Regions from separate parts of the Mus musculus genome. Here region 2 is linked to region 1. Evidence: chromatin loops called from intact Hi-C (ENCODE). Cell type or tissue: heart. All regions are shown on one strand.

Evidence for each region. Peaks named below come from ENCODE experiments on the same cell type or tissue, not always from the same donor. Only the 100,000 strongest peaks of a DNase experiment are listed, where the experiment ranks them.
Region 2: a loop joins it to region 1, with 2.9 times the contacts of the local background. A loop is called at or near these places in 6 of 42 quality-filtered maps.

The regions. Positions count from the first base shown.
Region 1 is chr10:13,432,373-13,440,372 of GRCm38, reverse strand. The region is part of intron 1 of Phactr2 (phosphatase and actin regulator 2); the gene reads left to right. Among named protein-coding and RNA genes, the nearest start is that of Phactr2, 38 kb to the left of the region's middle. In heart, no CTCF peak of the experiment used is centred here; DNase peaks (open chromatin) are centred at 1,752 and 3,192; H3K27ac peaks cover 1,657 bases.
Region 2 is chr10:13,498,006-13,506,005 of GRCm38, reverse strand. It overlaps Fuca2 (fucosidase, alpha-L- 2, plasma), which reads right to left and starts at 4,978. Exons shown (of 7, transcript NM_025799.5): 1 at 4,633-4,978; 2 at 2,748-2,935; 3 at 1-267. The coding sequence starts at 4,838. In heart, no CTCF peak of the experiment used is centred here; a DNase peak (open chromatin) is centred at 4,905; H3K4me3 peaks cover 1,201 bases; H3K27ac peaks cover 1,368 bases.

The DNA of each region.
Region 1 (8,000 bases):
TAATCCCTCTCTGGCAAGCCTGAAGGTTAGCCTCGTGCAGATCATCTTTCAGAGGTGTGCCTATGGGCTGCCTTCCTAGGTGACTGTAGATCACATCAAGTTGACAGTCAAAGTTTAACTGCCCCAGGCTGCTTCTTCCATATTCAAAGTGTGGCAGACTATCTCTGCCTTGTGACCACTTTCCTCTCTCTGACTCTGGCCTTACCTTCCTCTCAAAAGGAGCCTCCTAATTTCTTGAGACCATGTGGATAATCCAGGATGTTCTTCTCAGCTCATCCTTAAAGTTGTTGAGTCTGCAATTCTGTTGGGGTTAGTATACACCCACAATCCCACACACAGGGAGTGGGGCAGGAGGATCAGGAGTTCAAGGCTAGCTTCAGCTACATGAGCTTCTGTCTTGGAAAAAAAAAGTACTTAAGAGGGAACTTAGTGGTCTCCTTTCATAGGACAGGGTAAAGCTGGACAAGGGATTCAGGAACTCAGTTGGACATTATTATCACCTCATTGTAAGCCTTCTCCTGTCCCCACCCTACCTTTTTCCTCAGTCCCCCAGCTCTGGGTGTCTCCAGATCCCAGCCATCTTATTGAGGCATCCCAGAGAACTTCTCTTTTGTAGGGCTCCCACATGAAATCCCACAGAAGGACTATGGTGGCTGTGGTTAGATCACATGGCTCATTGGATGGAAACTCTGGTGTCACCCAAGAAAACCAAATGAACTGGGGTGGTTCCCTGAGTAAGGGATGTGGAACAGCACTGTTTCTAGAAGCCGAGAAAAGGAAAGGATGTGAATGTGGCAGAAACTATAGTTACACCCCAAACACTTCAGACTTTTATTTTTAAACTTAGTTTCTAGTATTGAAAATAACCCAAAGTAGATAGAATTCTAGAATGATCCTTCAAGTGTCTACTCTCAGTGCTTCAGTTGTTCCCAACTTGTGGTCCAAGATTTCTCTTTTAGACTCATTAGGTTCCCCTCCCCCATTTTGGTATCTCACAAAGCAAATTCCAGACATCATATAGACTTTCCTGTAAATAGTTTAATACTATAAGGATTCTTTTTAGAAAACAGAGCCATAATGCCATGATAGTACTAGAAACTTGAACAAGAACCCATTGCAGATTCAGTATTCAAATTTCCCAGTTGTCTCAGGAATGGTTGGACAGAACCCAAATCTCCTTATGTGTCCTTGGATTATCACTCTTAAGCTTTTAGCCACAGTCTTCATTTCTTTTCTGTTGTTTTGACAAAATATCCCAACAAACACAGCTTAAGGGTAGAAAAGATGTCTTGTGGCTCATGACTCCAGGTTAGGGTCCATCATAGCTAGGAGGCTGAAGTTGCAGGCAGCAGGAACGTGGGCAGGAATAGAAGTGATTCTCAGCTCGCTTTTGTCACCCTTAGACTTCAGGATTTCCTGCCTGGGGAATAACGCCACCCTCGGTGGGCAGGTCCTCCTACCTTAGTTATTCCCGATTAAGATTATTCCTCACCGGCATCCTGGAAGGCTAACGGGATCTAGCCAGTCCCTTGTCGAGACTCTGTTCTCAGGTGATTCTACGTTATGTTTTGTGGACAACCTGAACCATCAGAGCAGCCAGGCACTCTGTTCTGTCTCTCCTCCCTCCCATGGTGACCATGTCGCCTCTTTACTTGACTGGCTTTTGTTCCTGTCACACTAGCACTTTCTCTTCTCAAATCCTCTAGCTCTGTGCACCACTGTGGAGTAATTCCGGTCCTCAAGTCCCTGGAGTCATTCTGAAAGCAGCAGTTGTGGTTTCGGGGTGTTTGTTTATGAACACCACAGAGGTCTACATACCGGGCACAATTCTGGCTTCCCTCTATCTTCAGTTTCCCTATTGAGAGTGAAAAGCATCCATACTTCTTCTCACAGCTCCTACTGTTTCTAGCTTTGGTCTTAGATTTTCAAATGGTCGTTTGCTTCAGGTGGGGCTTCCCTCTGCTGGTTCCCTCAAACCTTGCCAGGACGCACAAATTGGTGAGGTGAAGTGTGAACTTTCCTCTTCATGGTTGGCTGAGTTCAACTTTTGATCTATCAGCATGTGGCTCGGGCATACCAGAGTTCTGAATACTCTTGGAGCTGAGGGGTGGGGCTGGGGGCAGTGAGAGGAATGGGGCTTTGAAGAGATTGAGGAGGCTGCAGCGCTCACATTTAGAAAGGTCCTAGCCACCACCACCACCACCACCACCACCACCCCACACTGCTCGTTCAGTATCACAGGGAAAACTTGAAAATAGCTACTATGCATACTTTGCATAATAGCAATCATGAAGTTGCATCTCTCTCTCTCTCTCTCTCTCTCTCTCTCTCTCTCTCTCTCTCTCTCTCTCGTGTGTGTGTGTGTGTGTGTGTGTGTGTGTGTGCAGGTCCACACACCATACGTGTGCATGGGCAGGTAAAGACAGGGGGTCATGATCAGATGTACTCCTTGCTGGCTTTCTGTGTTGATTTAGAGATGAGATCTCTAATTGAACCTGACTGAAGCTCTGTATTTCAGTGAGGCTGGGAGCCACTGAGACCCTGGGCTCTGCCTCTTTCTGTCACCTCAGCACTGTGCTTGTGTTCCTTCAAGCCTTGATTTTACACAGGTGTTAGTGATTTGAACTCAGGTCATCACGGTTGCATATAAATATTTCACCCCACCCAGCTGTCTCTCCAACCTGAAAGATGGCTTTTTGTTTTCAGTGTGCTAAGAATTGAAATTCTGGCTTCACAGCTCCTAGGTAAATGTTCTATCCTGAGTCATATTCCTGGCCCTCTTTCTCTTTATATCTTAAACACTTCTTTTCTGTTGTTGTGTACTTCCCTTTATTATGACTTTCAAAGAGCCAGGGTACCTGAGTACTTCCTTCTTGGTCAGTCTCACAAAAGATCCTGGGTAGTGAATGGGACGCTCAGAGTTCAGATGCTGGTTCTAGGTCCCGTGCCAACTCGAAGGAAGGTTGGCTCATTTTTACCTCTGTTAAATGGGGTCTAAGATGTTTTATATCGTGGAACCGTGACCAAAGTCAAGAGAATCAGTGAGTTGTAGAGCCCTTTCTAATAGGCTGGACTTAGTATCGAGTCATACAATCTCGGCGCCTGTACCTCGAGGCTATGGCAATTGTGGGGATCGGTCACCTTGTTCTCCTAAAGCTCCCAGGCAGCCTGGAGCCTGGACATAGATGGAGAACCTGCTGCTGGCTCAGTCTGGCTGTAGCCTCCAGCTGGGTAAGAGGGACCTGGCGCAGAGCTGTGCGGCTATGTTTGGGAAGGAAATCTCTTTCCCTCTCCCTCTCTCCTGTGTTTAAGCTGTTAAGCACAGACAGCTATGAAAACTGGCATGTTTCTGTATTTTCAGATACTATTTTTCCATATTTGACGTGCTTTTGTATTCTCATTTTTTAAAGAGTGGCTATACCTCAAGCCTGGCATGTTCCTTGCACTGTATAAGAGTCCAGTAGATGTTTGGCACCCCGAACTCTGCTATAAGCAGACAAGAACTGCAACTACAAGCTTGGTGCTTATTTATCCTTATCTGAAAGTCACTACAGCATCCTAGTGCTCATTTTGGATTTCGGGAATGCCTTGTGCTGCAGAGGTGATCCTTGCCAGGTCTGCCTGTGTTGCTACTTTCTATATTTCCATCAGCTGCCTTTCTCCCTAGAGAATGTTTGCCTCTGTCCTAATCCTCCCAACCCCTTCCTAATAGGACCATCTAGCGCACATCTGTGTCCGTGAGAAAGGATCCCACTTTCCCGCCTCTCTAGCAGCTTAGTGAGGCTGTGTAATTCATTCTGCCAGTGGGCTGGAATGGAAAGCTGTGTTTCTAAGTGGCTGTGATAACCAAAAGCTCATGTGTAATTCTGGCTTTCCTTATCACCTGAAGAGGTCACAGGGTTAGGACAGGACATCTGTACATGAATAGAGTGTCTGTTGGCCTGACTCTGATACCGCATAAAGACAATTTCCTTGGGGAGTAATCTGGCCCACAATATACCTGGTGCAACTGAGAAATAAACATTGCTGATACGAGGCCCACAAGCCTGGGAATGATTTGCGAGTATGGCACAGTTTAGTCTATTCCCAGTATCACACATTCCATCTCAAAAGTCTCTCAGCCTAGTTATCGATTTCCAGACCTTCCTGGTATGTGCACAGTAAATCTGGAAAATCTCTGCATGTCTACATTTTTTTTTTTTAGATTATATACAAGTAAGCTTTACAACATGATATGTGTAGCTTGGTATGTGGAGTAATTCTATCTGGGTGATTGTCTTGTTTGAGTTTTAGATATTAATTTACATCTATAATTTGATTATGTTTATTACAAATGATGTTTCCCTCTCATTCTTAAAGGTTGCATAAATATACCTTAAGATTTCATTTTGGAGAACATGAAGCAACTCGAAGAGAGATCTGAAGTAGTTGAGAGTGTAATAATTAATATCAGGAATGGCAAAAATATAAGAGGTGGTGCTCAACTGATAGACGTTTGGAGAAGTTGGGTCTGAAAGATCATTTAGCAGAACATCTGTCAAACAAGACCTCCATGAGATGGGGAGGGGGATTTATATTTTTTTATATCAGAGTAATTTAGTATTAGTTCATGGCTGCTTCAAATGAGCTGATAGTATTACATGTGTGTGTCTGTGTGTGTATATCTGTGTGTGTGTGTGTGTGTGTGTGTGTGTATGTCTGTGTGTGTGTCTCTGTGTGTGTGTCTACATATCTTTGTGTATATGTGTGTGTGTGTATCCTCTGTCCATGTAGAGTTTAGAATAACACCTCGAGTTTCATTTCTCAGATGCCACCCACATATTTTGACATAGTCTCCCACTGACCTGCGTATTAGTTACTTTTCTACAGCTGTGGCAAGACATGATAAAGGAAACTTGTAGAAGTAAGAGGGGGCTCCCAGTTCCAGAGACTTAGAAAGGACCGACTCCCAAAGTTATCCTTTAATAAATGTGTGTCATGGCAGGAAGACAGCCATGTTTGTGTGCACATAGTTATGAACATCAAACACACAAACAGGAAGTACGTTAAATACACGGAATATATTAATTCTATTTATAATATGTATATATATGGAAATACACTTGTCTTTTAAACCTTTAGGGCCATAGGATTGTACTCAAACGTAGACATGGCATATTTATAAAATCATACAGAAAATAACCTTTGCAATGTTCAAAAAAGTCAGGAACATTTTTTCTTTTAGTCAGAAAACAGTTCCTACTTCAAAAATTTTCCAAGAGGACTGGTGAGATGGCTCAGCAGGTAAGAGTACTGACTGCTCTTCCGAAGGCCCTGAGTTCAAATCCCAGCAACCAGATGGTGGCTCACAACCACCCGTAATGAGATCTGATGCCCTCTTCTGGTGTGTCTGAAGACAGCTACAGTGTACTTATTTATAATAATAAATAAATCTTTGAGTGAGGGGCCAACTAGAGCAAGTGGGGTTGACTGGAGCGAGCAGAGGTCCTGAATTCAATTTTCAACAACCAGATGAAAGCTTACAACTATCTGTACAGCTATACTGTATACTCATATGCATAAAATAAATAAGTCAATCTTAAATTTTTTCCAAGAAATAATGTTTCTTATCCACCCCGAACTCATATTTGACCAAAGATGAGCATTGGTGGCCTCGCAGCACGTAAGAATGTGAAAGCCCCAGTTTAGTTTTCATGTGGGTCCTGAACAGCTAGAGTCGGGGCTATCCCAAAAGCTGTTGCCTGTATGTGGGATATGTTCTTCCAGCTGGGCTGCCTTGTCTGGCCTCAGTGGGAAAGGAAGCACCTAGCCCTGAAGAGACTTGATGTGCCAGGGTGGGGGGATACTCAAGGGGCCTCACCTGCTCAGAGGAGAAGGGGGCAGGGAGTGGGGAAAGAATTTTGGGAGAAGGTGACTGAGAGGGGCCAGTGAGGGATGTGTAAACTAATAAATAAAATAAAATAAAATAAAATAAAATAGAATGTGAAAGCTCATGGGAAACATGCTATGTAGCTAACATTTTTTCTTTTGACCAGGCTTTCTTTTTTCCCCCCTAAAACTTGATTTATTTTTATGAGTGTGTACACATGTATGTGCTGGTGAGAGCAGAGGCCCGCAGAAGTCATTCCACTTCTTGGAGCTGGAGTTACAGGTAGTTGTAAGCCACCCAATACGGGTGCAGAAAAATCTAGCTATCACCACCTGCAAGATCAGCATAAGTGCTCTGAAGCACGGAGCCATCTCTCCAGCCCCGTAGCTGACATCTTAAAGTGAAGACCTGTCCTCATATCCAGAAGGGATGTGGCTGAAGCCACAGAGGGGCTGTGGAACCTTCAGCCATAAGCATCTTTGTATCCCATTCTGTGCGTGCAGTGTCGTCGCTTGACTTCTCTCACAATACAAGGACTTACTTCTGTGCTAGCTCGCCACACAGATAGCAAGCTTTGCTCTTATGTGTGGCATTGTGTCTTTCACACCAGAACTACCCAAGGAAATACCCTCCTGTTCGTTCCACATTGATGACTCTATTTCTTTTTTAAAGACTCACTGTATCATCTCAAACGTGGGATGCTCTGGCTTCCCAGTGGTGTGGTCACAGGTCTGTGCCACACACAGCTGAACCCAAGCTTGAGGGGAGTGGCTGGAGTGAGGTGCTCATACCAGAGAAGATACGGCACATCCCCCTTTGGTCTAGAAGGGCTTCTACTCTGCCTATCACTTGAACCACTCTTAGCAGCCGAGTTGCCACCCAACTGTCAAAACTCTGACCCTCTAAACCTAAGGTTCAGGTGCAGGTAATGGCTTTGAAATCGGTACTTCATGCTCATAGAGTGACCCCAAGACCTAAAGAGGAAGGTTTTGTTGGTAGTGGGGTTCTTTTTTCCCTGTATTTCTTTAACTTTCAAAATTACAACAAGTTAAGTATTAACTGTTGAGCAGTGAACTTGTGGAGTTTCATGGAGCCTTTCCGGGCTTCCCGTGATAACATCTTATTAAACCACAGCACAATTATCGAAACCAGGAAAGGAACATTGATAAAATACTAAGAGCTAATCTACAGATCTGAGGGAAACGTATCCAATTAGCCACTAATGGCTTTCAGTGATTCTTTCCAGCGTCAGTTACCATGGTGTTAGCCTAACTGGTCTTCCAATTTCTATGGTTTCTTTACATGTCTGGACTGGAATTCTCTTCTGACGACAAACAACCTCTCCTGAGCTCTTTATTCTTCCATTCCCTGATTTTCTTGTATCCACATGAGCTCATGGATATCTATTTTATCCTATATGTTATACCCCATTACTGTTGTATGCATTCTGTTGCCTAAATTGGTGCATCCTCGGCTATTGAGAGTGCCTGCTGCTCCCTGTTGCCAAGCTCCATCACATTTCAAAGCATTTCTTTAATTCTTCAGGTCATTTCTGCTTTCCCTGCCTCTGCCTTGAAATCCGCTATTTTTCACTGCTGTTCTTAATTCCACATTATTTGAATAGTAGGCTTATAACACTATTTATAATCTTGGAAAATTAATGTTTCCAATATGGGAATCTCTGCATAGAAAATATTAGATACTTTTTTTTTTACCACTTTTCATATGGATTATTACTTATCAGTCCACTAATTTATCAAACTGCAACAAGCCTATGCTATTTTATTATATAGGGCAAAAGAAGGGGGGAAGCCATGTAATTAGGATTTTTACAGAACAATCTACCATTATGCTTTCTTGGTTTTGTATTTATGTCTAGTACCTAACACAAAAGTGCATCTTTTAGGCTTTTTAGTGTTTTTAGGTACACACGTGTGTACGTGTGTGTACGTGTGTGTGCGTGTGCGTGTTTCAGTTCAAATGCCTGGGGCTTTTGACAAAAGAGTTTCTTGTCTGATTAAAGATTGTCATTTCTAATATATGATGGGGAGAACCTATTGAAGCAAACAGAGTTTTCAGTTGAATGTAGCTAAGCCAGAGGCCACCCTGCCCCCGACTGTGGTTTTGTGAA
Region 2 (8,000 bases), 66 kb before region 1:
ACCACAGGACTTCAGGCTGGTATCTGTTCACCAACTCATAGAGCTCAGGCAATGTCTTAGAAACGGGAAATCGCTGCTTTTGGAATGAGCTGGACTGATCCTCCAGAAAGAGCGGATGGAACCATTCAAAAAGAGAATAGTACAGACCAAAGTGCAAGCCAGTCCTGTTCCTCACAGCCACCTCAAGCTCCTTGACAATGTCCCTCTTTGGCCCCTCATCGACTGCATTCCAGTTCCAAGAACGGTCTGAGCCCCACATTGTAAAGCCTGGAAAGGGACGGCAGACAGCCCTAGTTACCACCTTGACGCTGATAAACTTCAACCCAAGAGAACACCAAAACAATTCAGAATGAACCCACAATTCACCGCCTCCCCAAACAACTGTTTCTTGGCCCGCTTTGCGTCCTGGCTTGCATGCATCTGGACCAACCAATGGGAATATAATTAATGTGAGGCTGGGGGTTTTCAGATTCTCAGGATGACTGTAAGAGCTGTACACTCCGTCTCCAGTCTCAGAAGCTGAGGTTCTTGGGGAACAGTCTAATGTCATGGTGTCTGCCACATTTCTGGCTACACCCACCAGCTGATTGTTAGCTTAGCATCTAAAGCAAAATATACACTCAACAATAGTGGTCTGTAAGAGAAGCACACCTTCCACATCTATCACACTGAGCAATGCTCGCCACTCGATTGTGCAATTCCCATGTGTCTTCTGAACCAATGGGTAAGGTCTATCGCTTGCATGGGTTTCACTACAATGTGATTCTCAGAATATTCATGAGGACAAGAAGTAAATTTCCGTGGCTTGATAATTAATTTAAATGAAGGGAGTACATTTTACCTCCCTCATTATGGTGATTTCAATATGCTTGGCTCATGTGAAGTGGCACCATAAGAGGGTGGCTTTGTTGGAATAGGTGTAGCCTTGATGGAGGAAGTGCATCGCTGCGGGGTGGGCTTTGAGGTCTCCTGTGCTGAAACACCACACAGTGTGGAATCAGAACCTCCTCCTGGCTGCATGCAGAAGAGAGTCTACTTCTGGCTGCCTTCAGATCAAGATGCAGAACTCTCCACTTCTTTGGCATCATGTCTGCCCACATGCTGCCATGTTTCCTGCCATGATGACAATGGACTGGACCTCTGAAACTGTAAGCCAGCCATGATTAAATGTTTTTCTTTATAAGAATTGCCTTGGTCATGGTGTCTCTTTGCAGCAGGGAAATCCTAACTAAGACACCCATCTTACTCTAAAGCCATAAACATGGATTTTACTCTTTAAAGTCCCCCAATATTGACCGTCCTAACAACTGAAAGGGTAAAGCAAGCAGCACACAGCATTATACAAGCACTTGGAAATAATTTGTATTTCAACAGGAATTGGCTCCTAGGTTGTTCATTATCCTATATAAAATGTTAGAAGACATAGATAACTAAGAGGCTGAAGAACTAGTATAAAGTCCATGAAAATTTCAGCACGTGCCTTGGGTCATTAAGAACTGAGGTAACATTAGCCAGGGCTTTCTGGTCTTATGGACACTGGGTGGCTATAGCAGAAAACTCTATTAATGCAGGATTTTTGTGCTACCTTAAGTTCTTTTGATGTTTCTGGGCATTATTGTAAATCTCTAACTCTTTTCCCTTGGGGCCTCTGTCTTCTTTCATCAGTAGCAACTTACCCACTGCTTGCATATCTAAAAGTTATGCACAAAGCACAGCCAACTGTGAGAGTCAAGCTTAAGGCAGCATGAGCGTAGATGCCATGATGATTTTAAAGAATGCATTCAAGAACAGAAAGGGAGCCTGACGCACACCTTTAATCCCAGCACTCAGGAGGCAGGAGAAGGTGAATCTCTGAGTTCAAGGCCAGCCTGGTCTACAGAGTGAATTCCAGGACTGCCAGGGCTACATAGAGAAACGCTGTCTCAAAACAGCAACAACAACACAGAGAGAGAGGGAGAGGGAGGGAGAGAGAAAGAACAGATGGACAGATGGACAGAAAGGAAAGTGCAACTATACTATACTCACTATATAATATATGTATGTATATAGATGGACAGATGGACAGAAAGGAAAGTGCAACTATACTATACTCACTATATATGTATGTATACACACACTCACTCACTCACTCACTCACTCACTCACTATACTCATTCTCTTCAACCAGCTTTAAATAAATCTAGTTATTTATTTAAATGATGTCTAAATTAGGGTTTCATTGCTATGAAGAGACACCATGACCAAGACAAGACTTAAAGCATTTCATTGGGGCTGGCTTACAGGTTAGAGAGAGGTTCAGTCCATTATCATCAGGACAGGAAGCACAGCAGTTTCTAGGCAGGCATGGTGCAGGAGGAGTCCAGAGTTCTACATCTCCATCCAAAGACAGTCAGGCGGGACTCCTCTGCACTGGGCATATGACCTCAAAGTCCACCCCAGCAGGAACACACTTCCTCCAGAGAGGCCACATCACCTAATAGTGCCTCTTCTCATGGGCTAAGCATATTCAAACCACCATAAATGGTTAAATGTGTACATAGAAATTGTGTCCATCTTTCCTCTCATTCTGTGAAACCAGCTGTCTGGATCCATAATGTTTCCAACTTAAGCGGAAACATCACTATCCACCTATGGCTATTCTGAGAAACCGGGTTTCACAGGACGGCCTTCCTTTAATGTCTCCATCCAAAAGAACGACCTTACATTTTCTAGCCCTTGTCAGCATATATCCTATGTGCCCTACTTACCTTCGTGATGTTTAGAAGTGAAGACCACATATTTGGCACCAGAGGCCTGGAGAATATCTGCCCACTGGTTTGCATTAAAATACTTGGCTGTAAATAGCACTACAAAATCTTCATACTTAAAACCAGGAGCATAATTATTGTTCATAAAGTCCACAAACTGGGGTTTCTTCTCCTTTTGCCAATACCACCTGTGGCAGAAAAAAGAAAGAGCACATGACCACACAAACACAGATGCTTAAAGTAATTCCTGGCTTTACCCAGCCTAGTATGAAGAATATGCACAGATTCTCTCCGCTTCTCTCTGTCCTGGTGGGTTTGCATTAAGGACAGCTTATGCAAACTGAATCTCTGGCCATATTCTCTGTCTTTTCCTTTGTGTAGTCCTCCTGTAACCCAGCCACCGATTCTCCAAATTCCCCACTTTAAGTCATGATATCATCTTTGCCTTCACACACTAGCTCACTGTGGAACTTAAGTGGCTAAGATTTCAAGACAAGACGACATACCTAAAACATAACTTGCATCGGTCCTAGTCAGTAACAGAAAACATTTTGGGTAGATAGGGAGAAACATTTCCAAGGGCCGGGCAGTTCCCACAGTTGGCACGGCCTTTGCCTGCCTGAGATTAGATTCAAAGCCCTCACAGGCAGCAAGCAGCTTGTCGTCTATCAGACCCAAAGTCACATGCCTACTTCAGAAACATCCCTCACCGCAACCCATGCTGGCTGGTGGATCAGACAGATAATGGGATCTCCTAGTGAAGAGAGAAGCTGGCTTTCAGGTTAGCGATAGTTAAAGAGTGAACAAGTTTGTGTTGCCTGTCTACCGTCATGTGACTATGAAGATACTGTGGGGTAATATATCTCTATTATTGCCCCTTTGCTCTGCTTTGGGTTTTTGATGCTTTAGCATTCAAGGATCTTCACGTCATAGCTGAACCAGGAAGCATTTATTGTAAATTTTCTGATTTTCTTTTTAATTACATGTGTGCGTGTGTGTAGGCGTGTGCATGTGAGGGGGGGGCTTTGGGAGCACGAACCCCCCCCCCCGGAACCAGAATGACCAGATGGTTGTGAGCCTCCCAGGGCGGGTGTGAGGAGTCAGACTAAGGTCCTCTACAAGAGCAGTGTCTTAGTTAAGAGTCTTACTGCTGTGAACAGACATCATGACCAGGGCAGCTCTTATAAGGACAACATTTAATTGGGGCTGGCTTACAGGTTCAGAGGTTCTGTTCATTATCATCAAGGTAGAAAGCATTGCATGGTACAGGAGGAGCTGAGAGCTCTACATCTTCATCTGAAGGCTGCTAGCAGAATACTGGCTTCCAGGTAGCTAGGATGAGGGTCTTAAATCCCACACCCACAGTGACACACCTATTCTAACACGGCCACACTTTCTAATAGTGCCACTCCCTGGGCCGAGCATATACAAATCACAAGCAGTATGGGCCCTTAACCAGTGAGAAATTTCACCAGCCCTTTTGAAAATTCTTCAAATTCTGGGACTGGTACTCCCTCAATCACGCAGGCATTGCCACTGCTATAGGGAGGCCCACCTGCAGAGTGCCTAAGAACTCCGGTGTGAGTTTGTGTGTGTGTGTGTGTGTGTGTGTGTGTGTGTGTGAGAGAGAGAGAGAGAGAGAGAGAGAGAGAGAGAGACAGAGAGACAGAGAGAGAGAGACAGAGAGAGAGAGACAGACAGAGACAGAGACAGACAGAGACAGAGACAGACAGAGACAGAGAGAGACAGAGACTGCCACTGTCTGGGGTGACATAAAGCCCAGTGTGAGTGTGTGTGTGTGTGTGTGTGTGTGTGTGTGTGTGCGCCCGCGCGCGCGCGCGCCCGCGTCCGTGCCCGAGCCCTTTGGGCAAAGGTATGCACTTACCAGAACCATTCACTACCAAAGCTGGGCACGGAGAACACTCCCCAGTGGATAAAGATGCCGAACTTGGCCTGGTCGAACCAGGCTGGCAGCGGGCGTCTGTCCAGAGATTCCCAAGTGGGGTCATAGCTAAGGGCTCTCGTGACCCCCCAAGGCCTCAGGAGCGGCAGCAGCAGCAGCGGCAGAAGCATCAGGAACCCCAGGCGCATGCGCGCCAGCCTGGGATCCTCGGGGGAACCGCCAGTCACCAGGGAAGCCGGGAACCTTCTCTGTCAGCCGCAGAAGCTGCCTAGCGCTGGCCTTCCGGCTTCTGCTAAGTGTACCCTGCTCCTGTCACCTGACCCAGACCGGTTTGGTCAGATGACTACTGTGATCTGGAGTAGGGAGTGGCCAGGAGTTTTAATGAGCTCTGGTTACTTAAGGACCCCAAGAAGGTTGCATTACTCAGGTGCACAACCAAGGAAGTCAGTTTTTGCCCACCCTCCTCATTTTTAACAGCCCTTGGCTCTGTTTCCCAGTCAGATCTGATCTACTTAGCCAAGACGCCCGGTTTGTCTGCTGTGAGACAAAAACCTAAAGGATGGTCTTTGACCCACGACCTCCCTCCCCAAGGACTCCTAACAGAAAACTCTCAAGAGGTCACCTCGACCACCAGGCCCTGGTGGCTTTATGTGTCAGAGCTGTCTGCCCTACCGTGGGACTGGAGCCTGAGACAGGAACTTCGTGGGCTGCTCAGGGCTTTTGAGGAAGCTCCCATGGCTCTCAGCCTTTGGGTCTGCCTCTGCCATCCTCGAATTTGTAGCCGATGAAATCCCAAAGTTTGGGTTCAGCCAATCTGGGTTCGGGTCCAAGATTTTACATTTCTACTCAGGCTCTTGTTATTTCTGACTTTGGTTGTTGGTGGAACAAACTTTTCTGAGAAACTGCGTTAGGAAATAAGGCAATCTTAGTTGAATGAATGTTTAAGAAGTTTGTATAGAAGGAGGGTTTGGGAACCTGCTGGGGTGGCTGAGTGCTTGCCTAGAATGCAATAAAACCAGAGTAGTGGTCAACACAGCAGTGTGGAAACAGAAACAGGAGAATCAGAGTTCAAGGTCATCTTCGACTACATAGAGAGCTACATGAGACGCTGTCTCAAAAATCAGGAAGGAAAAAAAGGAGAGGAAGGAGGGTTGGAGGGAGGAAAGGAGGGAGGGAATGAAAGTACGATCTGGGAGCCGTAGTTCAGTAATAAATGTCCTAGAGCTGTGTGTGTGTGTGTGTGAGAGAGAGAGAGAGAGAGAGAGAGAGAGAGAGAGAGAGAGAGACGGAGACAGAGACAGAGAGACAGAGAGAGACAGAGAGACAGAGAGAGACAGAGAGACAGAGAGAGAGGAACCTTCAGGTAGACTTAAAGAAAAGGAGCCAGTCACTTAGAATAATCATCAAAGTTACATCTTCAGGAACTGTATCCTAAAGTTATTTAAATGCCATTGGCCTAAAGCCGGAATCTCTACTGCTTCCGCTTTGGCAAAACCCTTATCCTTTTGTGGTACATTTCAAATGCCACCTCCTCCAGGATGCTCTGTGCCATAACCACCCCTCCCCCAATAACATCCCACTTCCTCCCAAGTGCCTCCATAGGACACCGTATCCTAACCACTAACACAGGAGTCCACAGGTGGTTTCAGAGTTGGCTGGCTAGAGATCCCAATCGCCTTAGACTGTGAGTTCCTTAAGAACACTTACAATCTCTTCCTGGGTGCCATGCTTTTCAGGGCAGCAGAGCCTGGCACAGAGCAACACTTACAATGTGTTTTCTGGAGTTGTCAGTGTACTGCAGTTCTCCTTGCTGAATGAACCAAGACGGAAGTGACACTAAGTAACTGTTGCTTGTGGTTCCCTCTTCTGCACAGCTAGGAGCAACAGAAGCCACTGTCTCCCCACATGTGTCTCACCAGGACCCCAGCACCACCATAAGAGACCTGGCAGAAGCAACTTACAGAAAGAAAGGTTTCCTTTGACTTAATGTCACAGTGTGTCTGTTGTGGGAGTAAAGGAGGTGGCAGGGGCATGGCTCCTGGAAACACTGTATCCTCAGCCAGCAAGTGGACAGCCATTAATGCTCAGTTCATTATCTCCTTTTAATTTTTCTCTCAGACCTCAACCTACTGTATGGTACCACTCACAATTACCACAGGTTTCTCACTGCAGTGTTTTGAAGAATAGCCCCCATTGGGTCAAATGTTTGAATGCTTAGTCCACCGTCAGTGAAACTGCTTGAGATGTCTCAGGAAATGAGACCTTATTGGAGGAGATGTGTCACTGGGGAGGGGTGGGCTTTGAGGTTTCAAAGGCCCATGCCATTCCTAGTTAGCTTTCTCTTTCTCTGCTTATGGGTCAGATGTAAGTTCTTAGCTATGGCTCCATTGCTGTCTGCCTGCCTGCCTGTCTGCTTGCCTGTCTGCCTGCCCGTCCTGCTTTCTGCCCCTGTGGCCACTGTTTTAGAAGGGGCTACTGTCAATGTGATGAAACACCATAACCAAAAAGCAAGTTTCGGAGGAAAGATCTGAAGTCAGTCCTGTGCAGGATCCCTGGTTGCTGGTTCAGTCTTTGTAAGCCCCTCTGAGCCGAGGTTGGTTGATTCTGTGGGCTTTCTTGTGGTGTCCTTGAACTCTCTGGCTCCTATAGTCCTTTCTCCCCTCTTCAGCAAGATTCCCCCAAGTCCACCTAAAGTTTGGCTGTGGGTCTCTGCATCTGCTTCCATCAGTTGCTAGGTGAAGCCTATCTGATGATAATTGGCGCAGGCAATAATCTCAGTATGGCAGAGAATCATTAGGAATCATTTTCTACCTAGGTCTCTGGGCTCTCCAGCCTCTGGTTCCCGGCCCTCCTGGCAGTATCAGGGATAGACATGAGACACCCCAGTCATTGGTTGGCCACTCCCACAATTCTTGCACTACCTTTACCCCTGGACACCTTGTAGGCAGGAAAAAAAAATTGTAGGTCAAAGGCTTTATGACTGGGTTGGCATCACAGTTCCTCCACTGGAAGTCTTGCCTGCTATGACCTGATCTTATGGAGACATTTTCTTGAATGATGACTTTAGTTTCTCTTAAGTTGACATAAAACTCTCCAGCATAGTCGTCTTCTGGAATAATGAGTCCAAGATTAAATGCTTTCTTTTATAAGCTGCCTTGGCCATAGTGGTTTATCATGGTGATAGAAAAGCAACTCAGACACCCACCTCGAGGACGGCCAACCCACAGACCTGCTCTGAGGTTTGTCTCCTAGGTGACTCTAGATACTATCAAGTTGAAAATCAATGTTAACCATCACAGTTAGGTTCAAAAACTCTGATGAGCCATGAACTACCACTGTATTGGTCCCAG